Regions from separate parts of the Homo sapiens genome. Here region 1 is linked to region 2. The links are chromatin loops, found by intact Hi-C in ENCODE. Cell type or tissue: GM12878. All regions are shown on one strand. Links, peaks and the distances in the headings refer to the core of each region. The heading gives the core; the rest is flanking DNA. Region 1 has its middle 140 kb from the start of LINC02518. Region 2 overlaps LOC124901382 (a long non-coding RNA gene).

Region 1 (12,371 bases), core at 1,834-9,833, 590 kb before region 2:
TTACTGAGTGATTTTTAAATGCTAAACCAACCTTATAATCTAGGGATTAACTAGACTTTGTCACAATTTATTATTTTTAAATGTTGCTGGATTTGTTACTATCAAAGACTTTTTCTCTGCATTCCTGAGGAATATTAATTTGTTGCTTGCTTTCTTATAATGTGCAGGTCTGACCTTGGTATAAGAGAAATGCTAGCCTCAGATAAAGAGTTAGGAAGTATTATCCTTTTATTTAAAAAAATATATAGAATTTCAGTTGTTCAGTTGTTTTTTCCTTTAATATTAGATAAAATTCAGCAGTAAGATTATCTGTTCCTGGGATGTTCTTCGGGAAAGATTTTTAAAACGAAATTGAAAATGTTTAGTTGGTAAACACTATTCAGTTTTCTATTTTTAAATAACTTTTGTAATTTTGTGTCTTTAAAGGCATTTGTTAATTTCACATAAGCTGTCAAACTTATCAGCATAAAGTTATTCATAGTATTTATCATTCTTTAAATATATGGAAAATTAATATGTATGTCCCTTCTTTCATACCTGATCTTGGTAATTTATATATCCCCTCTCTCTGTCTCTCTGAGTTGAGCTAGATATTTGTCAACATTACTGATCTTTCAGACATTTATGTGGCCAACAAACATATGAAAAAAACTCAACATCACTAATCATTAGAGAAATGAAAATCAAAACCACAATGAAATATCATCTCATGCCAGTCAGAATGGTGATTATTAGAGGTCAAGTAACAACAGATGTTGTGAGGGTGTGGAGAAATAGGAAAGCTTTTACACTGTTGGTGAGAATGTAAATTAGTTCAACCATTGTGGAAGACAGTATGGAGATTCCTCAAGGATGTGGAATCAGAAATACCATTTGACCCAGCAATCCCATTACTGGGTATATACCCAAAGGAATATAAATCATTCTGCTGTAAAGACACATGCACACATATGTTTAGTGAAGCACCATTTACAATAGCAAAGTCATGGAACCAACCCAAATGTCCATCAGTGATAGACTGGAAAATGTGGTATATATACACAATGAGATACTACACAGCCATAAAAAGGAAAGAGATCATGTCCTTTGCAGGGACACAGATGAAGCTGGAAGCCATCATTCTCAGCAAACTAACACAGAAACAGAAAACCTAACACTGCATGTTCTCACTCATAAATGGGAGTTGAACAATGAGAACACATGGATACAGGAAGAGGAACAACACACACCAGGGCCTGTTGGGGGATGGAGGGTGACGGGAGGGAACTTAGAGAATGGGTCAATAGGTGCAGCAAACCACCATGGCACACATGTACCTATGTAACAAACCTGCACATTCGGCACATGTATCCCAGAACTTAAGGTAAAAACAACAACAACAACAAACATTATTGATCTTTCAAAGTAACTAGATGTTGATTGTATTTTTATTATTCATTATTTGTTTACTTTCTATTTTACTAATTTCTGCTCTTATCCTTTTATTTATTTTTAAAAATTAAATTTGGGTTTAATTTGTTGTTCTTCTAGTTTCTTGAAGTGGAAACTTAGGTCACTGATTTTTGGATCTATCTTCTTTTCCAACATGAGCATGACAAGTATCTAAATCTATAAAATTCAAGGATTGCTTTAGGTTTCCCCCACATACTTTGATGTCTTATGTTTTCTCTCTTATTAATTTTAAAATCTTTTAATTTTCCATCTTATTTTCTTTTTCACCTACGGGTTATTTAGAACAGTGTTTCTTAACTTCTGTTGATTTATAAAGACAGTATACTTTTTCCTTTCCAATCTATATGCCTGTTAGATATTTCCAATTTAATTCCACTATGATTAGAGAACATGCTTTATGTTATCAGACATTTTGAATTTATTGAGACTTGTTTTATGTTTCAAGACATCAGCTACTTTGGTAAATTTTCCCTGAGCACTAGAAAAGAACATGTACCATACTGTTTGGCATTCTAGAAAGGTCAATTAGGTCAAGTTGGTTAATAGTATTTTTCACAATATTCTTACTGATTTTCAGTGTTGCATTTTATCATTTTTTGAGAGAGAATGTGAAAATCTTTAATTTATTATTAAATAATAAAACAATTTAATTTATCATTAAAGAACAATAATAAATTTATTCATTCTTTTAACTTTGTCAGTTTTGCCACATGAATTTTGAAGATCTGTAATTAGGTGAATACATATTTAGGGTTGCTATGTTTTTTGGCAGTTAACTTTTGTCATTAAGAATTTCTTTCATTATTGAACATATTCCTTGTTTTGAAGTCACTTTTGTCTGATATTAGTATAATCACTTCCCACCTTTCTTTTAATCAGTGTTTGCATGGTGTACCTTTTCCCATTCTTTTATTTTTAACTTATCTATAGCTTTATATTTAAAGTAGATTTCTTATAGACAGCATATAAGTGGATTGTATTTTATATTCAGTTTGATAAACGATGCCTTTTAATTTGAATAGTTAAACCACTTACATTTGATGTAATCATTAATATGTTTGGATAAATCCACCATCTTGCCAGATGTTTGTTATCTGCTTTATCTCTTCTTTTCCCTTTCCTGACTTCTTTTGACTAAGCATTTTTTGTATTTCATTTTTCCTCCAGTAACGGCTTATTAGAATATTTTTAATTGATTGGTTAATTTGTAATTGCTGTAGGGTTTATAATATGCAACTTCAACTTTCACAGCCTGCCTTCATATTGCATTTTGATACTGCACATATAAGAATCTTACATGCTTTCTATTTATTGCTAGTGTTGTCATGTTATTCTTCTAACTCTACTTTAAAACTTTAAGTCCCTTGTTACTATTTGCTTTAAACACTCAATTATCCCTTAAAATATTTTTCAGTGAGGAAAAATATTTTATAATAATTCATATTTTAACCATTTTTAGCAACTCTTCACTCTTCATTCTTCTGTGTAAATTCAAGTTTTCATTTGATGTAATTTCTTCCATCTGAATCATTTATTTTCTTGTAGTACAGGTCTCCTAGTGACAAATTCTCATAATTTTCGTTTGTTTAAATATGTCCTTTTTTTCACTTTAAAAGATAGTTTTGCTGGCTATAGATTTCTAGGCTAATTTTTTTCCCTGCAACTTTGAAGATTGTTCCACTGTCTTCTGGCTGACAGTGTTTCTTCTCAAATGTCACACTATTTCATTCAAGGTTTCTTAGAAGACATTATCTTTCACCCCCTGTCCTGTGCCATTTGTCTCTGGCTGCTTTTGAAGTTTTCTCTTTATTGCTGGTTTTCAGCAATTTCATTATTATATACTTTGGTCTGTTTTCTTTGTGTTTATCATGCTTGGGCTCCATTGAGCTGCTTTGATCTGTGGTTTATAATTTTCGTTGAATGTGAAAATTTTTGATATTTCTTCAAAAGTATTTTTGCTCTCTCCTGGAAAGATTGCAACAACACAGTTTTTAGATGATTTAATACTGTCACTTTGATCACTGAAGCAATTTTATTAGATTTTTTTAATTGTGTATGTTTTATTTCTATACCTTAAATTCACCAATAATTTTTTTTCTGTAGTGTCTAATGTGCTATGTAGTTCATCCATGAATTTTTATTTTCTGATGTTCTATTTTTCAGCCTTACAGGATCCATTTATTTCTACTTTCTATTTCCTATTTTGCCTCATTATTTTGAGTTTTCTCTAAATCACTGAGCATTTTTCCAATAACCATTTCAAAGTTCTTATTTAATAATTGTATCATATCTGACATTCCTAGCTTCTGTTTCTATTGACTAATTTTTCTCTTGATTATGAGTCACCTTTTTGCTCTTTTATGTGTCTAGTAATTATTCACTGTAATTATTAATTGGATGTTTATCATTGTGAATTACATTGCTTAGTGTCTAGATTCAGTTATATTCCCTTAAAGAATGTTGAATTTTGTTTGGGCTGGTGTTAATACACTTTAGCATCAAAGTGATCCTTTTGAGGTTTGTTTCTAAGCATTGTTAGGGAGGGTCCAGAATAGTCTTTACATGAGGGCTAGTTTAGCCCTATTCTGAATACATGGCTTTTGGGGTCTTTACTTAGTATATGCTGTTTGGTGAGTTCTCTCAACTCTGGCTGGTAAAAATTTAAACATATCCCAGCCCTGTAAGAACTCTGAGAAATGTTCCATTTACAGCTCCCAGGTACTTTTTTGCCTTACCTCATAGATCTCTAGTGTTTACCCTTTAGCAAAATATTCAAAGGAGTCTTTAGGAAGACAACTGTATTAGTCCATTCTCACACTGCTATAAAAAACTACCTGAGACTGGATAATTTATACAGAAAAGAGGTTTAATTGACTCACAGTTCTGCAGGCTGTACAGGAAGCATGACTGGGGAGGCCTCAGGAAACTTACAATCATGGCAGAAGGCTGAATGGGAAGCAATCATGTCTTCACGTGGTGACAGGAGAGAGAAAGCTAAGGGGGGAATTGCTACATACTTTTAAACAAACACAGCTTGTGAGAACTCACTCACTACCACGAGAACAGCAAGGGGGAAATCTGCCCACATGATCCAATCACCTCCCACCAAGTCCCCATCAATTCCCAACTGTAATTGGGAATTACCGTTCAACATGAGATTTAGGTGGGGACACAGAGCCAAACCATACCAGTTACTGTAGCTCTTTTTCTATGTAGTCTTTTTATTTCCAGTACTCTTTCTTTTAAATACCAGCTCCATCAGCCTCCCTTTCCTGTGATCCCTATCTCTTCAACTCAGAGACTACCGTGCTAAGTTTGAGTTCCCCCAATTTGAGCACAATATGAAAAGTTCCTTCACATAGAAAGCCAGGACCATCACAGAACTGACTTCATTACTTTCTCTTCTCTCTTGATTATGGCAGTCCTGGGAGCCTGTTGTTTGAAAACAGTAGTTTCAGTTTTGCCTTATTTTCTAATTGCTTGCAGGGGTGAGGCAACTTTTACACTGTTATTCAAGCATGCCACAAGTGGAATTCCCCATTCATCGAAGTTTTGAAAATGTTGAATCCTGTGAATTGATAAATAAGATACAGTATATTAATATAGTAAAATGCTATTCAGCAATGTAAAGACCAAAGTACTGACACTTGTTACAACATAGATGAACCTTAAAAACATTAAGCTAACTGTAAGAAACCAGAGGCATACAAACATAAATTGTATTACTCCATTTATACAAAATGTCCAGAAAATAAAAATATAGAGAGACAAAAAGTAGATTAGCATTTGCTTAGAGCTGGGGGTGTGAATGGGGGATATCTATAAATATGCAGGAAGTGTCTTCTTTAGGATAATGAAAATGTTCTAAAACTGTGATGATGATTGTACAACTCTGTAAATGTTCTAAAATTCATTGAATTGCATACTTAAGATGGATGAATTTTATGGCATATAAATTATATCTCAATTAAGTATTTTTTTAAAAAGTTACATCCTGTAGTTAATCATACTTTAGAAAATTAAGGAAGAACTTGTGCCTGCATTTGGGGTAAAGCATTATGGGATGGACCAGTTGCTACCTGAATAACCCTCTTGGAAGACAACAAAATATGACTTCAAAACTTTGCAATAGAAGTAGTATGGACATTTTAGCTGGTGGGATGAGAATAGCACCAGTATTTATTTGTAGAACATGTTAACATTGCTGGAGATTTTTGAAGGGAGAGAATATGGTTTGGTGTTATTGGGTCATGAAATGAAATTCCTATTGCTGATGACTGGAGTAGGCAGGAATTGAACATTATACAATTATATAAAGTTTTTAAATATGAGAAAGAAGCAAGAGCTAGCTATAGCAAAAGCTATAGCTCTCATAGCTATAAGATACAGTTGCTCTGTTTAAGAAAAGACTCTTAGAAACCACAATTTAGCTAATTTTGGAGACCTTCTGAAGAATCTAATTTTATTAAATGAATACCAAGGTACTACTGAAATAAATCTTTTCTTTGCATACATCTCTGTTACTATTTCAAACTCTTGTTTCATATAACATCAAGAAATTACTAAACTACTCTGCATTCACAGTCAGCTTGTGGGGTTTTTTTAAAGAAAATTGAATATTTCTATTTTTTCACCACTACAAAACTGCACTGTTGGTGGTACTACGCTGTATCAGGAAATTCCCTACCATCAAAATTCACACCCACATCTTGCAATAATATTTAAAGCTTATATGCATTTTACTTAAAGGGAGTATTATCTTGAACAGTTCTTTGGATAAGAGGAATAAATGTGCTTTTTAAAAAACACAATTGAGTCTATATGGACAAGAAGGTTAAACAGTTGGAATGGGTTTTATATATTCAACCATATTGATATTTTAGAATTCAACTAAAACTGAGTTTGAATAAGGATAATTTCATGGTTTATAGCCAAAATACACTAGAATTGAAAACAAATAATTGATTCTGTGGATAGACTTATGATGTTAGATCATCTTTTAAGAGAAAAAATTGTGGCTTAATAAGTCAAGAATGTGTTTTGTTCTCTATTTCAGTTTTTCCACTCGGTGTAACATACTGTGTCGCCTGCTGTTGTTTGCAACCTTTTTACAGTTGGCATAAGTACATACATTAAATGTATTCTGATTATTATGGACGCCCCACTGTGCAGCTCCCATTACAATGGTATCCGTTAAGCAGTGTTTTTACTTCCTAAGTTACCATGTTTTCGTAATGTGTGTTATTAAGTGCTACCTCTTTCCAGTACTTTGAGGCTCTATAATTACCCAAGAAGGCAACTGTATGGTGTTTGTAAATTTGCACAGAAGCGTGAACAAGAACACAGGCTGCTAGATGGCAATAACAGAATTTGTGCCTGGGGATTCTGCTGAAAATGGTAATTTCAGTTTAACATTTTTGATTTTCAGGGAACCATTTGAATCTAGACCTCTGGGTAACCGCCACCACATTCATCAGAAATAGATAGGATTGCAATACTGATAAATGCAACAATGAGAAATACAACAAAATATTCTCAGAGCATTCTTTCCTAGAATATTCCTCTTCATGGAGCATTTTGCTGCTTAATGAACTCAGGGCACATTTATTTTTTATTTTGATTTTTTGATTTAGTAACTTATTTTTACAACTGAAGACAATTCCCCCTCCCATCCAATGTTATTCCCCCTCCAATCCAGTTAAAAGTGTGAATAAAAAATAAAAGAGGTAGGCATTCTTGTCCTTCTCTCTTTATAAGCTCCTTCCCACTTAATATGGTTTGGCACCGTGTCCCTACCCAAATCTTACCTTGAATTGTCATAATCCCTACATGTCAAGGGCGGGACCAGGTGGAGATAATTGAATCATAGGGGCAGTTTCACCTATACTTTTCTCATGATAGTGAGTGCGTTCTCATGAGATCTGATGCTTTTATAGAGATTTCTTCCTTCACTTGATTCTCATTCTCTCTCCTGCTACCCGTGAGGAGGTGCCTTCTGCCATGATTGTAAGTTTCCTGAGTCCTCCCCAGCCATATGGAACTGAGTAAATTAAACCTCTTCTCTTTATAAATTACCCAGTCTCACTTAAGTCTTTATTAGCAGCGTGAGAACAGACTAATACACCACTCAAGAATATCTTTCTTGATATTCCAGCTTGTTTTGCTTACACACCATAAGCTAGTTATTCTTACTCAAATTCATTTTTGTTGAACGAAGTAAAAGATTCAAGGTTCTAGAGGCAGAAATAAAATATCTAAGGATATGGCTAGCCAAGGAGGAAAGATATTTTGGTCATGGTGAACCAAACATAGCATTATGGAGCATAGTATATGGAGGTCAACACACAGGGTTCCAGATCACAGTAGCCAAACTCAACCTGTGCAAACCATCCTGCTAGACAAGCCAAATTTGCCCAGTGCTATTTTAAGTACACATGCATATCATCATCATAGAAATGAAGTAGCTGAAAGTTTACAAAATTACTTGAGAAACTGCATTTAAGATCAAGGAACCTTTTGAGTACTGCAAGGCCACATTTAATCCAGTGGTAAATCATGAAGCACAAAAGGGGTAAGAGTGATCAGTATGGGATGAAACAATTTTTAAAAGTTAGATGACACATACAGGGTAAATGAATTGAGAAAAAAAGTTGCAGGAACTGGAGAAGGGGAGAATTGGTAAGGCTATTTCAGGAAGTAGAAAATAAAAGCACGAAAGAATAATAATGTTGAATCATATGACAAATGTTTGCTGCTCTACTGGTTAGATGCAGACAATAATAAAAATGAGTTTTATGTAGCACCTTACAATTCACAGGATACTTGTCTCATATTGACTCATCTAACAACTTTGTGACATGAGGCCAGGAAGTGTCTTTAATTTTCAGAAAAAACTAATACTAATTAAAAAGCTTAGTGGTAAGTATACAGCAAAGAAAATATTGGAACTTCAGCTTTCTAAATCCTAATCCAATGCCTTTTACTGTTCCATACATTAATATAATTTTTTTTTCAAAAGATAGGAGTATCTGAAATGACATTTTAGATGGCTTTAGAAGAGAAGTATCTCAGTGGCTGTTTGAGCCCTTTCAAGTATTTCCAGCATCCTCTGCTTCCATGCTGAAACTTTGCAGCTAAGGGGAGACTAGAGAGGCCAGGACGGGTGTCCAGGAGTCGGGGAAGCTGAAGAAGGACCAGTGGTATTCCTTGTCTTCAGAGCTTCAGGCTACAATCTGGCCATTTTACCTTGAATTTTATAACACTCGATTGTAAAAAAATAACGACCTTTTCATCTAATAAGAAAGGCCTCCTTTAAGGGTATCCTCATTCCAGTTGCATATGTTCTATTGATACCATTACTAAGGAGTACAGTTTTTAAATATATATATGTTTATATATATATTTATATATATATTTTTAATATTTATATATATTAAAAATATGTTTATATTTTTAATATATATGTATATATAAATATACATATATATATATATAATGCTTCTTATATTTAAAACCAAGAAGTGAAGAGTAGAATGCATTTTCTGTTTTCACTCTTTGCCCAGACATTAAGTTGACAATCTTATGGTTATCAGTGATATGCATCAGCTCATAAGTGACCCTTTGGTATGTGAACATGGGGAATTTTTTAATACTTGGCTCTTCAGTATGGATTTGTGTGACAGTCATGTTATCATCTCACGCCTTCCAAGATTTCAAAGGATCTGATGGCTGTAATTGCAAAGAATAAATGAGTAATCTTTAGTCTATTTCAGAAATAGAAGGCCAGATGATTCCCTTTCATAAAGGACTAAGGTTTCATCCGATGCCAACTCTGGTAAGGCCTTAGTCATTTTTGTGGGTGAAATCTGATCAAATGCAAGCAATGTTATTTTCATTTCTGAAAATTATCTATGTCCAGTGCATCAATCACCCAGTAGGTCCACACTCCAATAAAAAGATATGAAATGGAAGAATTGCTTCTTTCCTTTAGTTCCTCTCTTAATTCTGTCTTAAAGTGCATCTTGAATCTGAATGAGCTCCAGACAAACCTTACATACAACAGACAGGAGAATTCAAACCAATGCATTTATTATGCTCAGAAATCACAGCTGACTCCCAGCGCTGCCAAATCCAGCAGGGTTTACACAAACTGCTCGTGGTTTTCATAAGCATTGATTGCAGCCAAAATGCTGTTTTGTGAGCTGAATTTTTATCTGATTGCCAAGTGACCAATGTTAATTTTGCATCAATATAAGGGTTTATTAACCTTATTTTATGACTTTTGCTTACAAATTTATTTAGTTCTGCAAAAAAAATGTAACAAACATGAAAATTTCCTTCCAAGTTACTGTCAGTAAAGACAATGTTTTGTTTTGTTTCATTTCGTATTGTTTTCACAAATCCTGAGCAGTTGAACTATAATCACATACCAAAAAACAAATAATACAAATCAATCTTCCTGGAAATTTGGGAATATGAAAAGATATTTTATATATAAAGAGAATTGTGTCCCTGAATCTTTATCTATAAAACCACTCAAGTAATTACTAGCAGCAGGAGCCTGTAAAAAAAGAAATAAAATAATGAGTTTTCCATATACCATATTGTAGAATAGATAAAAATAGAGTCTTAGGCCCAGTGGAATTTGGGATCATAAAATTCTGCATGTAGATCGGTGGAAACAATGCAGAAAGAACTTAAGCAAAGGAATGGAATTTAACTCTAACTTAGGATGCTCCCTAAGGAGCTTGTTACTCCAAGATCGATCTAAAGGGTTTCTAAAAACCATTTGAGTGTCAGTCATCTGGCTGGGATTCTACAGCAAAAATGTTTCCCTGAAATTCAGTCTGATTGATATCTATCCATATTTTTTAATGGGAAAGGGAAGATTAGGGAAAAAAATAAAATTAATGGTTTGAATGAGCCTCTCTCTTTTGAGATCTGAATCCATTTAGAGTAGAAATGGTATCCCTGTGATTGGCTTCCTTCTTATTGTCAGTCTCTGCTAAAAGAGTGAGAAGAGATGAGGAAGAAAATGGGAAGCAGAATCTCCTCTTTTGGGTTCTGGTTCTAGAAGAAAGAGCTCCCCTTGGGAAGGATGATTACAGACATTCATGCTGTCAGGATTTTTGAAATATGGAGGCCCATAAAGCAAAGATTTCAGTAGGCAATTACCAAAGACTGACTTAGAAAACAGAAGAAAAAGCATTACGCTGACTAAAAACTGAAACCACAGACTTGTTCAAATTGCTGAGTACTTGACAAGGCAGCCACTATGCAGTATCACAAAGGCAAAGGCAAAATAAATAAGCATTTCTGTTAGTCATCAATCAATAAATATGTATCTCATAGAGATCTGCTCAATTCCAATGGGATTTTTATTTTTATTTTTTACTAATATAATACCAATGTTGTTGCTCTGGAATTCTTAGAATTTGTGTTTCCATGTGGAAACTATCAGCACACAAGGCTATTGGGCCAGTCCCACCCACTTTTAAAATCTCAAACAGTACACTGTAAAACACTATAAGCTTTCATATCTTCCAAATTTATTATATCATCATTCTGAAGAGTACTGGTATTCTATAATACACTATGTAATCAGATATAAAGATTCAATTTTACAGGGTCATTTTATTCAAACTAATCATAGGATCTAAACTCCAGAAAACTTTATTAGTAAGTATAAATGATGCTAATATGGTATTTAATAATACTTCTTAATGAAGTAGATTTAACACCTTAGGCTTATCTAACAAATGGAAAATATGTAACAAAACTATTGTCATAATTTTGTCTCAGTGAACATAGACATATTTATAACTTTCATATGTTGAACAAAGAAGACCAAAAAATGTTGACAATGTAATATATCTTAATAAACACCCTGAGTTCTGGGTAAGGAGATTTTATTTATTTGACTGTGACTACAGCTTCTAGAAAAAAATAGTTCCAATTTACTTATTCATTTGTTAAATATATGTTGCATACCAATGTATCGCAAACTCTGTGCTAGTACCTAAGAATAAAAGATGAACAAGAACTATGTCATAACATTCTGCTTCTGAAGACAGCCATGTAAGTAAAGAATCATGATAAAACTGAACCAGGAAGAAATTGAATCTCTGAATAGACCAACAGCAAGCCCTGAAATTGAGGCAGTAATAAATAACCTACCAACCCAAAAAAAAAAAAAAATGCCCAAGACCAAACAGATTCACAGCTGAATTCTACCAGATGTACAAAGAAGAGCTGGTACCATTTCTACTACAACTATTGCAAAAAAAATCAGGAAGAAGTACTCCTCTCTAATTCATTCCATGAGGCCAGTATAATCCTGATACCAAAACCTGGCAGACATAAGAAAGAAAAAGAAAACTTTAGGCCAATATCCTTGATGAACACTGATGCAAAAATTCTCAACAAACTACTGGCAAACCAACTCCAGTAGCACATCAAAAAGTTCATCCACCATAATCAAGTAAGTGTTATCCCTGAGATGCAAGGTTAATTCAACATATGCAAATCAATAAGTGTGATTCATCACATAAACAGAACTAAAGACAAAACCACATGATTGTCTCAATAGATTCAGAAAAAGCTTTAGATAAAATTCAACATCCATTCACGTTAAAAAGTCTCTATAAGGAATTGAGGCATTGAAGAAATATACGTAAAAATAATAAGAGCCATCTATGCAAACCCATAACCAACATCATACTAAACGGGCAAAAGCTGGAAGCATTCCCCCTTGAAAACCAGCACAAGACAAGGGTACCCTCTCTCACCATTCCTATTCAACATAGTATTGGAAGTTCTGGTCAGGGCAACCAGGCAAGAGAAATAAATAAATGGCATCCAAATAGGAAGAGAGAAAGTCAAACTATAGGACATTATCTTATATCTAGGAAACCCCATAG
Region 2 (12,371 bases), core at 2,218-10,217:
CAACTGTACCTTTATAAAAATTCCATCTTTTAAAAGTCTATAAATGGATCTGTTACATTTTAACAAACTACTAGAGGTAATTTCAAATAGATCACTTCAAATTTTCTGAATAAATATAATCTGTTGTGAGGATAGCATCTTGAAGAAATGTTATCAAGCCGTGGTAAAAATATATCTTTCCTTATATGTTCAACCACCATGTGAAATGTGTGAATCTAGCATAAAATGCAGTAAAAAAAAATTTTTTTTAAGTCAGTGAAATAAACTAAGTAAATTTTTCAAGAGAATGTTTTTATTGTGATCTTTTGAGTAGCACAAGGGAAACACAAAGTATAAATACGGTTTTTATACATGGAAAGGGGACACGTGACTCATTTAAGAGGAGCTAAATAATTATTAACAATTGTTTGTATTATTTAAATATTTGTTCAATGGCAGTGGCTACTACTTGTAAAGAAAGAGATACCCCATATCATCCTTTTGGATTCCACTTAACCATAAATAGTCATCTTGGTGGCCCAGTGGCCCTTGTTTCATAAATTTCTCACTGTACCACCATCCTAAAACATCTCTTCTGGCTAAAGCACACAGGAATGCAAAGAAGGAAGATAGACTCTTTATGAGTGCACATGTCCTTGCATACCTGTATTTCTATATCAGGGAGATCACAAAGAACCATTAAAAATGTAAGCCATTTGGAACACTAGAGCTAGAGGAGTGGCCAGATGGTAAAGATCTTGATCATATAGTACATCTGAAGGTGATGTATAGGGGCAGGAAGTATCTGCCACAGAACAGAGTTTAAGGCAGCGACATTCCTTGGGAGAGAAGTGGCAGCACTAAAAACAAGCAGTGAAAGCACCACATTTCCTTTGTTTTGGGTATCTTATACCTTTGGTTACTGAATGCTAAAGTCAAATCTCACGTCTGTTTCTTTAAGAAGCTCATGTCAAGATTTTTATTATTATTTTTTATTTTTTACAAGGTTATATCATTTCCATGGAGTTGGGGGATCACGTAACCAAGGTGAAAAGCAATTAAAATTAATTATTGTGATAGAGGTTAAGCTAGGTTAAAATACCTACCCAACCATCAACATTCCAGACTTCTAATGGAGATCTGTGTGTGCAGGGTGGTAAATAAGGGTTTGGCGTGTGGGGTATTAATTAATTAGCATCAGAAGAGAGAGAAGTCACACATGGTAGACAGTAAATATAGCTGGAGAAAAAAGACTCAAAAATATTTCTGTATTGCTGAGCCTTAAGTTCTAGAGTTTCAAACATGCTTGTTCAAAATGTAGCTTCTTTGTTCGTGGTCAACAAATTCCTCCCAGATGATGTCAGAAAGAGTGCCTTTATCTTTGGAACCCAGTGCAGGCCTAAAGTTTATTTCATATGGTATCAATACTTACTGAGAGTGTTTTATATATGATCCATTGTGCTAGGTTTTCAGGACACAGCCATGAAAAAGACAGGTTTCCTGCCCTTGAGAAGCACACAGGCAATAGGCAAGATTTTAAACATAATTAAATATAACAGAAAATGACCTAAAAAAGGAAATTCATATCTCAGAGAAGATTTAAGTGTTAAAAGATACAACAAAATTTAAATGTGAAGAAAAAGTGTTAGAAGAATCCAAGGCAGAATTTCTAACTATCAAAGTAGTTAAAATTTTGATAAATTTGACAACATAAAAGTAAAAAGTTATGCATGGCAAATAATACTCTAAGTAAAGCCAAAAGAAAAATGACAAACTGAGAAAAAATGTTTGCCACTCATAAATCAATGATTAAACTCCCTAAAGAGTTTTTATAAATCAATTTTTTAAAAAACCAACATCCCAGTAGAACCCAAGCAAAGAACATAGACTATTTAGAAAAAAGAAAATACAAATGGCTCTTAAATATATTAAAATATGATCAATGTTATTTTAAAAATGGAAATACAAATTAAAATTATACCATTTTCTACCAATTAGATTAGCAAAAATCAGAAAGTTTAATAACATAGTATTAGTCAAGGTGTAGGAGAATAGTGACTTCATATATTACTGCTGGAAGTGTGTAGGTTAGTGAAATCTCCCAGATAACCATTTTGTAATATCTATCAAAACTGTAAGTGCATATTCTCTTATATCCGGAAATTCTAATTTTAGGAACTCATCCCACAGATACAATCACACATGAAAAGTGACATATTTACATCATTATTAATTACAACATTGTTTATAATAGCAAAAGAGGAGAAACAACCTGAATGTCCATCAGTAGAGGTTGGGTCAAATAAAACAACATATACCCACATGACGGATTACTATGTGTTTTGGTTATCTATTGATAGTCACAAACTACCCAAAACATAGTGGCTTAAAACAATAACAATTATTTATTTTCTCTCACAATTCCATGGGTGACTGGGCTTAGTTGAGAAGTTCTGTTCTGTGTGATGTCCACTAGGGTCATCACAGGGTCATCTGGAGAGTTAAATCAGCTGGAATATCCAAGATGGCTCCCTCACATGCCTGTTAGTTGGTGCTGGCTGTTGGACGGGAAATCAGCATGGATTGTTGAACTGGAGGGTTTTAGCATTAGCTTTCTTCCATGTGGCCTCTCTTCATAGCTTGGGCTTCTTCCAGCATGGTGGCTAGCTTCCAACAGAGAGTTTTCTCAGGACATAAAGTTGTAGATATCTTAAGATCTCAAAAGCTGTAGATCTCAGAAATTATACAGCATCACTGCTACCTCATTCTATAGAGAAAAATAAGTTTCAGAGCCAGCCCAGATACAACGGGAGAAAAGTGGACTCTACCTCTTAATTAGAGAAGTGGCCAGGAATTTGTGGCAGTCTCTAATCTATACTATGTATCTATAAAATAGAAAGAGGTAATACTTTATGTATGGATTTGGAATCATTTCTAGTACCTATTGTTAAGTGATGGGTGTATATCAGTACAGTATAGTGATACGTACATAATATAATATACTATGTATGTATGCAAAAAGTATGGGCACAGGGGAAGATGCAAGATTAATTACTTACATATTACATTAATATCTTTAGAAAATACACAAGAAACTGTGTAGTTAAGCACAAGAGTGTAAGAATGGTCACTAATTTATCTTTGTGCCTGGTGAAGTTTGAATAATATGAATGTATTACCTTATTTTAAAAGTTAAACTCTAAAAATTATAACAAGTATTATAGGCTACATTTCCTGAACTAAAAATTAAGAGATATTTGGTAGAAAGCAGGAAATTTGAAATACATTCCTAAAATATCTATCATTTTGATAGTGATTATATTCACAATGTGACTGACAGAGGAAGAGAATGATCCAGGGTGGCCACAACAAAGGGATGGCTTTTGAGCTAGGTCTTGAAGAGTGAAATGATGACCTATAAATATTGGCAAGTTGCAGTAAGAAGACTGAAAAGGATCGAACCTGATGGTTTTCTTTTTTTTCTTTTCTTTTTTTTTTCTTTGAGAGAGAGTCTTGCTGTGTCGCCCAGGCTGGAGTACAGTGGTGTGATCTCAGCTCACTACAACCTCTGCCTCCCAGGTTCAAGCAATTCTCCTGCCTCAGCCTCCTGAGTAACTGGGACTACAGGAGAGTGCCACCACCCCAGGCTAATTTTTGTATTTTTAGTATAGATGGGGTTTCACCATGTTGGCCAGGCTGGTCTTGAACTCCTGACCTCAGGTGATCCACCTGCCTCAGCCTCCCAAAGTGCTAAAATTATAGGCATGAGCCATTGCATGTAGCCTCTATTTTTTATGTGAAAGAAGAGGCAAAGTTATCTCTGAAATATGATTTTTTGAGAATAAAGAGGAAGACTTGAAGAGAATGAAAAAGGTTAACAGCATTTCCATAGGAAATGAATTTAAAAAGTAAGAACAAGTAGAATAGCCAGGTCAAAAAATACATGAATTTGCCACACTGTCATCAACACAGCGATGAGATTTTTGTCTGCCTACTCAGTTACAGAGGAAACAGATCGTGAACTGACACAGGGTTGAGGATGAACAGCACAGGTGTGGGAGGAGGATGAAGGAATGTGAAAGGACACTGATGTGAGAGATGTTAAAAGCCATTGACCATGCAGTCCTGCATGGAAACCCAGAAGAAACAGGAGACAATGGAAACTCAGCAGCACCCATACAGACTCAGAGATGGTAATGGGAGAGGAGGTAGTGAAGTTAGATGAACAGAAAATAATTTGATTATTGGTTTGAAGTTGAAGATTTCAAACATGAAACAATTCTGGGTGAAGATACAACCTAGACTAGAATGACTGACCATGGAGTTCTGCTTCTAATACTGGCTGTTGGAAAGCTATTGATGCTGTTTTATTTGGAGACATTACTTTTTGACTGAAAAATATAAATTGGATAGGCACCCTTAAAAACCTGGGGCATAGTTCTAGTGATCATATTTTATAAACCCAAATTAAAGCAGATGGCTTAGCAATAGCCCCTACATTTTGGTAATTTGTTGATGTATTTATATGAAAAGACAAAATAATATGTAACATATAACAATATATTGGTTCTATGTCAGAAAACTCAGGAACCACAGTTTCTGTAGCCATTATAGCAGTAACTTTTAGAATGACAAATAACAATGAGGCAAAAAATTAAATACTTCCAAACATGCTTAAAATACAACAATTTTGAGTTAGACTGTAAACTTCTTGAGAGAAGAGACCATTTATGAACTCCTGTGTTTCAATACTCCTTTTGCACAATTGTTCCCTTCATCACTACCAATATTTAGGACAGTATGGGCCAACAGTAAGAGATAAATAATACTTCTTGTTTAAATTCTTGGTTGGTGATTTTATCTATCTCTTTTGGGGAGGTGCATTCCAGCTAGAATAACTTAATTTTTTTATCCCCCAGAAGGATGGGTGTATTCTTTCTTGTTCTACTGCTAGTTTAAAGAACAGGCGACTTCCCTGCTCAGATTCCAAATTCCTTAGGAAAACAAGAAGCGACAACAAAACCACACCAGTAACTTCCACTCACATGTCAGTTTTAAAACAACTTGGGAAAGGTCAGTCTATTTGACTTCCTTCTATTGTTGAATTTACCCAGTTCCTGATTATATTACAGTCAGGTGGTGATTTTTAAAGGATATTCCTTTATCTGTTTCAGTTTTCTAAGCGACATAAATTAACCAGGAGCTTTCTTTTCACACTGAATACTGTTTGTCTTGGGAAAAGATTAGCTGTGATTTAAAATTTTTTTAAAAAACCTGTTCTCTTTAGCTCTTGCCTTTGCAAGCACACCGATAGCACTGGAGTGGGAACCCGTTGAAGAGATAGGTAGAAGGGAGCCAAGGAAAGCTCACCAGTGACACGAAGAGGTCACTGGTGTGTACTGTATCTCAATTTCACTGCCAAGGACACTCCTTAGTGGATTAAGCACTAAATTTAGACTTACTGAAATTATAGTCTTAGCCTTCAAACTAGGATTTCAGTTTGTTTTGATTTCTATTATCTCAAAGTTATTAGGTTTGTCCCAATTATCTGAAAACACACATTTATACTATGCAGTGGCTGAGTATAATGTGTAGAAAATTGTTCCTTAGGAAATCTTTTTAGTCTATCTTATGAACAATTCAGAATAATATATTATTTTTATATTTATCATTTTATTGATTGTTATTTTACTTTTCAGTTACCAATGCTACTCTAAATTTTCTATGGTTTTCTATATAATCTCTATATAATCTCCATATTTTTAGTACATTACATTTTTTTACCTTTATTATTATTATTTTTATCTCCCACTTGGCTTGGCTGCTTTAGTACATTTTTAAATGCTGCACAGACAATATCTGATAGTTAAAGTAGAATTCAATGTTTTCTTTTTTTTTAACTTTTAACTTCTGGGGTACAAGTGCAGCTTTGTTACATAGGTAAACTTGTATCCTGGGGGTTTTGTTGTTGAGATTATTTCATCACCCAGGTATTAAGCATAGTACCCATTAGTTATTTTTCCTGATCCTTTTCCTCCTCCCTCTCTCCACCCTTTCAAAGGCCCATGTGTCTTGTTGCCCTCTGTGTGTCCATGTGTTCTCATCATTTAGCTCCCACTTATAAGTGAGAATATGTGGTATTTGGTTTTCTGTTCCTGCATTAGTTTGCTGTGAATAATGGCCTTTAGCTCCATCTCTGTCTCTGCAAAAGGATACAAACTCCTTCTTTTTTATGGCCATATAGTATTCCTTGGTGTATATATACCATATTTTCAACATGAAAAAGGGGTGGAATATCAAAATCATCATTTGAAAAAAGAAATCCACAAAACTGGGTGGGAGTGGTCTGGGAGGAGATTGTGCTGGATGAGGAGATGTGTTTAGAGCATAACTTACTTTCTTTCTTTCTTTGTTTCTTTGTCTCTCTTTCTCTTTCTTTCATTTTTTTTTTTTCAGACAGAGTCTCTGCTTGCTCTGTCACCCAGTTTGGAGGGCAGTGGCACGATCGTGGATAACTGCAGCCTCGACCTCCCAAGCTGAAGCAGTCCTACCACCTCAGCCTGCCAAGTAACTGGGATTACAGGTGCACACCCCCATTCCTGGCTTTCTTTGTTTTTTCTGGTATAGATGAGGTGTTGCTGTGTTCCCCAGATGGTCTCAAACTCCTAGGCACAAGTGATCTTCCCGCCTTAGCCTCCCAAATTGTTGGGATTACAGATGTGAGCTGCTACGCCAGGCCTAGAGCATAAATTCTCAGATTACTTGAATGTGTTTCATGGGTAAACCTGCTTTTAGACTTCAATAATACTACTTACCAGAATAATGTTCCAGAGGCAATTTAGTATATGTTGGTCATCAGTGTTTAGGAATTGGGTAACCAAACCAGCAAGCTTAAAGTAACGGACAAGGAGTGCAGAGCAATGGTTATGAGCACACATTCTGCTTTGGGGAATTTGCGCAACGTGACCTTGGGCAATTTACCTAGCCTCTCTCTGCCTCAAGTTCCTCACCTGTAAAAGGAGGATAACAGAACTACCTCTTAAGATTGCTGTGAGGATTCATGAGGTAATAATATATGTATCACACGATATTGTGAACATTAATCCTGGCACATAGTAAACACTCAGACATCAACGTGAATACTCTGCCCAGTTTTTAAGTTGGTGTAGACTCCAGATGAACCATAAAACTGGTGGAAGTTTTAAAATAATGCCCATTTCTAGAGGTGGAAAAAAATAGCAAGATCAAAGAGCCCTGGCCTCTATGAAGGGATTGTGAAAGAGGAGAGAGATAATTAAGCATTTGGTTTGTACCAAGGAGGAAACACGTTTAATTTATAGCAGGAAAGGCTTAGTTTCAAGTTGGTAGACTTCCTGGCACATTGCGCTGTAAGATACTATTGAGCTGAAAATTGCAAAGAAAGGAGAACTTACTCAATGTCAGTCAAGATGGCATTAGTAAACTTGGAAGCTTCCCTGCATCTTTTTTGGATATGAAGTATAATGATTTGACATAAATATACTACTGCCTAAAACAAAAGAGCTGGATTCTACCACTATTAGAGTCACTTAACAGGGAGAATCACTTCACCCTGGGTCTCCTGATAGCAATTCAGTAACTAAGTTCCCTTGGTTGAGTTCCAAGACCAGTAATTCTTATAAGGAGGTTCACTCTAGAGCAAATAGTGTTTATGGTGATGTTTAAGCCTTACCCACATTCAATTTGAATTACAATGGAAAGTAAAAGTATTTGACATCTAATAATCCATTTACATTTGTTAGTGATCTCAATTTAAATCACCGTGCCTATGGCCTGACAGATGAGTTACTAGATTTTGATTTTCCTGAGGTTTATAATGTTTTAAAACTCATTAACATTTTAAATATTTACTATCTCATTTTATTACATAAAGCAGCACACAAACAAACTGAAAATTATTTCTAAACCAAATTTAATCCAGAACAGTTATTAAAACAATATATGTTAAAAAATGACATTTTAAAAAGCAAATGTGAAGAAGATACAGAGAAATACTGGAGTATCCATTGTCAGAATGATTTAATTTCAGTTCAAAGGGATTTGAAGATCAGTTAATTTGTCCATCCTTCGTCATGTTATACACAGGCTGCCTCTTTGCATGTTCCTTGAAGTTGTGCAGGACAGAGCCTGTGTGGCCTCGCCCAGTGCCCTGGTGATAGATGGGAAAATGGACTTAAATGCACTTGCCCCAGGCTTCTTAAAATGTTTGATTTCTTGTTGACTTCTTGGGTGCTTTCCAAACTCCACAGTGTTGAAATAAAAGTTGACCTGCTAAATCTAAATTCACATTCTATACCAGGACATGTTGTCTGGTTAAAATGAGAACCTTGGAGGATATTATATTAAGTGAAATAATCCAGGCATAGAGAGACAAATACTGCATGTTCTCACTCATTTATGGAAGGCAAAAAAGTTGACCTCATGGAAGTAGAGAGTAGAATAGTGGCTCCTAGAGGCTGGGAAAGTTGTGTGTGTTAGGGGTGGGGTGGTAGGGAGCTAGCCAGAGGTTGATTAGCAAATACTAAGTTACTGCTAGATAGGAGGAATAAATCTTAGTGTTCTATGGCACTATAGAATGACTATAACTAACAAAAATTTACTTTCAATTTTTGTGAATAATTTATATTCAAAACCTACAAGAGTGGATTTTGAATGCTCCCAACACAAAGAAATAAAGTTTTGAGGTGATGAATTTGCTATTTACCCTGATTCGATCCCTACACAGTGTGTAGGTGTGTCAAAATATCACATGGTACCCCATAAGTATGTACAATTATTATGTCAATTAAAAATAAAAGGAAATAATCACTAGTGAAGACAAAACTGATTTAAATCTTAAAAACTTTATGCTCTCCAAATATCTAAATGCTTTCAAAACAGAATTTCAAAATGCATCCAGAGGAAGGACATAGAATAGAGTAGAAAAAATAGTGCATAGCTGTTTGGATAGCAATAGCAGTAAACCTGTTTTTTTAAAAAATGAACAGTTCCCTTGAGGTAGAAAGTAGGTAGGAGCACGTGGAAGAAGCTCAGGCCTGGAGCCATTTGGTGGCATCAACCTCTGGTGATTTGAGAGCTGCTCTGCCACCTGCGGTGCTCTCAGCAGTTCCTGTCTCATTGTCTTAATTTTATGGGATCCTGGTTTAGGTAACCTCACAGAAGCAACGATTCTTTGAGGAATCTATAAAATGTAACTTAGAGAAGTCATTGAGCGATAGCTGAAGGAGACACTGGGGAAAATTGAGAATGTGAGCAACAGCAAGCAGAGGTAGCACTAAGATATTTATTTTTGCATTTGCGGAAATGCATCTAACTTATATGTTATGTAACTTGTATCCTTTGGACTTCAAAATGCATTGAAATATATGCAAATAGAAACTTTTAACCTCTTTTTCTTTTCTGTCCTGGTGAATTATTTGTACCATGGTCATTGTGATACAATTTCTGACATTTATCCACCATGAAGGGCAAGAAATATCATATACTTCTTTGGCATTCCTTACATGTACAGCATTATGATGGGGGTAGGACAGAGTTTTATTACATTTGTCTCATATTATTAAGGTAAAGGAAAGGGAGAGATGAATCCCTAGTTTTCTAGGTTCCTGTTTATTGTCCCAAATATACCATGTATGTGTTTTTTCATTTGTCAAAGCTTATCAATTGAGTGTGAAACTCTATTTTCATTCATAGTCCACAAAGACTTACTCTAAATTGCAACCTATTGCAGTGGAAAACAAACAAAGAAAAACAAAAACAGGCTGGCTGGCACTGAAAGTGCTGGCAGGCTGAAGCAGTAATCTGTTGGTAATTTTATAAGATTTCTTTGCTGATTACTATTTGGGCAGTGTCCACATCACTGATGAGTTCACACACTCACAGCTGTTCTAGGAGCAAGACAACATCTCCAAAAACAGACAAGGATTATTCTGACCATTTAAAAAGCTGGTTCCTGCTAATAGTATTGTTGATGATCTTCTACGAGAATTTCAATTAAATGAAAATCAAATGCCAGCTCTCAGAGGCCATATGGTGTCATGAAGGAAAAGCCGCACACCCATAGTCAAGGAGCCCTGGTTCCTGCCCTGGCATTGCCAACAACTAACTGAGAAAGACAGTGATCAGCTCATGCATGCACAGACCTAGGCAAAGATCTTTAGAATCAGAGAGAAAGGACCTGCTGCTGTGGTAACCCAAAGAAACTGAGGAAAAGCTTATATTAGACTGAGAAGAAGAACAGACACATCTGAGAGGACAGAAAGGAAGGATTGGGCTCGAAGAGAAAACTGCAGAGAACACCTCCAAGTGCGGAAACAATAACTCATTAGTGCCTATAGAATGCCAAGCACTTTTTAAAAATAACTCATTAATATTTTTATTGGAACATGTAATGAATCGATCACCATCCTTTCAAATTTCATGCATTGACATCACTCAGCAGTTGCCGCATTGCAATGCCAAAGGGCCAAGCACTTTCATCTAGTATTTCTAATAGATAAAACAAACTTCCACCAGAATGTGTAATTGCGGTTGTTGAGGAAACTGAGATTCAGAGAGGTTGAATTCTTGGAGACACACAGCTGCTGCATGGCACCCCTCCTCTTACTGGAGATTTGGGCAAAGCTTTCAGATGATTCAAGCTCTCCTGAGTGAAGGGAGCCTATCGACTATGAAGATTCTCATTCTGTGTAGTCTGAAATGTTCTCACTTGACGGTAAAATGCTTCCTATTCTTTACATAGCTTGCACTGAGAAGAGAGCTACCAAAAAGAAGGAAGGAAGAGAGGAAGAAGAGGAGGAATCTGAGAGAAGAAAGTAAAGAAGAAAGGAAAAGGTAGAAAGAAAATAAACTAAAAGGTAAGAAATAAAGGGAAGAACTAGTGGGGCCAAGAGAATAAAAGGAATCTGAATAAAGATTCTATTTTCTGAAGAGTAATAAAATACCTTTCACTATGTCCTGACCCCAGGTACAGGGGCCTGTTTTCTCCAGATGTAATAACTGCTTCAAAGGAAGCTTCAGACCAGGAGCAAGTAACTTTGCCAAGTCAAGGAACTGCAAAATGGACACTCCACACTACAGAAAGCATTTATTTTGAAGAATTAGATCTATTTTCTTCATTTGCCTGGTAAATTCAGGCTAGTTTTCACCATAATATTATTATAACTTTTATACAAGATCTGCTATAAAATTTTATGTAAACTAAGTGTTTAATAATAGGGACCCACAGAACAATTCTAGGATGTTAAATTCTTTTCAGAGAGGAAAGCTAAGCGTGGCCATTGTACATGTGTGTTTAATGATCTTCTGTGCTTGCTATTATAATTATATCACAGTCATTAGTTTACTCACAAAGACTTGCAAATACGATATATGAATATAGAATATATTACTATTATAATAATTTTTTCTTGAGACAAAGTACTGCTTTGTCACCCAGGCTGGAGTGCAGTTGCACGATCTCAGCTCACAGCATTCTCTGCCTCCCAGGTTCAACGGATTCTCCTGCCTCAGCTTCCCAAGTAGCTGGGATTATAGGCATGCACCACCACACCTGGCTAATTTTTTTGCATTTTTCATAGAGACAAGGTTTCACCATGTTGTCCAGGCTGGTCTCGAACTCCTGGCTTCAAGTGATCTGCCCGCCTCAGCCTCCCAGAATGCTGGGATTACAGGTGGAAGCCACTGTGCCCAGCAACAATTATAATAATTTTAACAACTAACTTGAATTAAACCCATTATTTCTTAGCATAGCCTTCTCCAATCAAATTAAAACTGCACCCCTAACACTGTCCCCTATACCTATTACTTTTTTAATAGACTAATTGCCACTCTAAAATTTTACCTTACATATTGTTGTTGGTCTCCTTTCAGAAAATATAAACTGTCTGGGGCCAGAGTTGCTCTGTTTTGTTCCCTGCTGTATCTCCAGGACCTGGCTCAGGGCCTGCATGAAATAGGTGCTAGTAACTAGTCATCGAATGAATTCATGAACAAATGATGAGTGAATACGTGAGCAAATGAATGTCATGTTCCAAGAACTACAGTTTTACTTACCTATGTTTTTTAGCGGATTGTCACATCATTCTAAGGTAGGAAGTCATCTTTAGAATGACTGAGTTACTTGCCCAAAGTCTCACAGGTATTAAATATCAGGGCATGATCCAGGCCTTCTGATTCCAAAGCCCTTCAACAACTATGCTATGAAATAATAGTTCTTGTGTGTGTGTGTGTGTGTGTGTGTGTGTCTGTGTGTGTGTGTGCACATGCATGCATTTAGATTGCCTGCAGTTAGATCGCCCTAAACTTACTGATTAAATAAAAAAAAACACTCAGTTATATGCAATCAAAAGATG

The links. A loop is a pair of places that touch in the nucleus more often than their neighbours do. Peaks named below come from ENCODE experiments on the same cell type or tissue, not always from the same donor. Only the 100,000 strongest peaks of a DNase experiment are listed, where the experiment ranks them.
Region 1: it touches region 2 in a loop (2.9-fold over the local background); 3 of 110 quality-filtered maps call a loop at or near these places.

The regions. Positions count from the first base shown.
Region 1 is chr6:113,282,688-113,295,058 of GRCh38, forward strand. No RefSeq gene overlaps it. Among named protein-coding and RNA genes, the nearest start is that of LINC02518, 140 kb to the right of the region's middle. In GM12878, for the core only: no CTCF peak of the experiment used is centred there; a DNase peak (open chromatin) is centred at 4,874.
Region 2 is chr6:113,874,339-113,886,709 of GRCh38, forward strand. LOC124901382 (a long non-coding RNA gene) reads left to right here. Exons shown (of 3, transcript XR_007059716.1): 2 at 6,436-10,874; 3 at 10,985-11,448. Among named protein-coding and RNA genes, the nearest start is that of MROCKI, 7.2 kb to the left of the region's middle. In GM12878, for the core only: a CTCF peak has its summit at 5,362; a DNase peak (open chromatin) is centred at 5,344.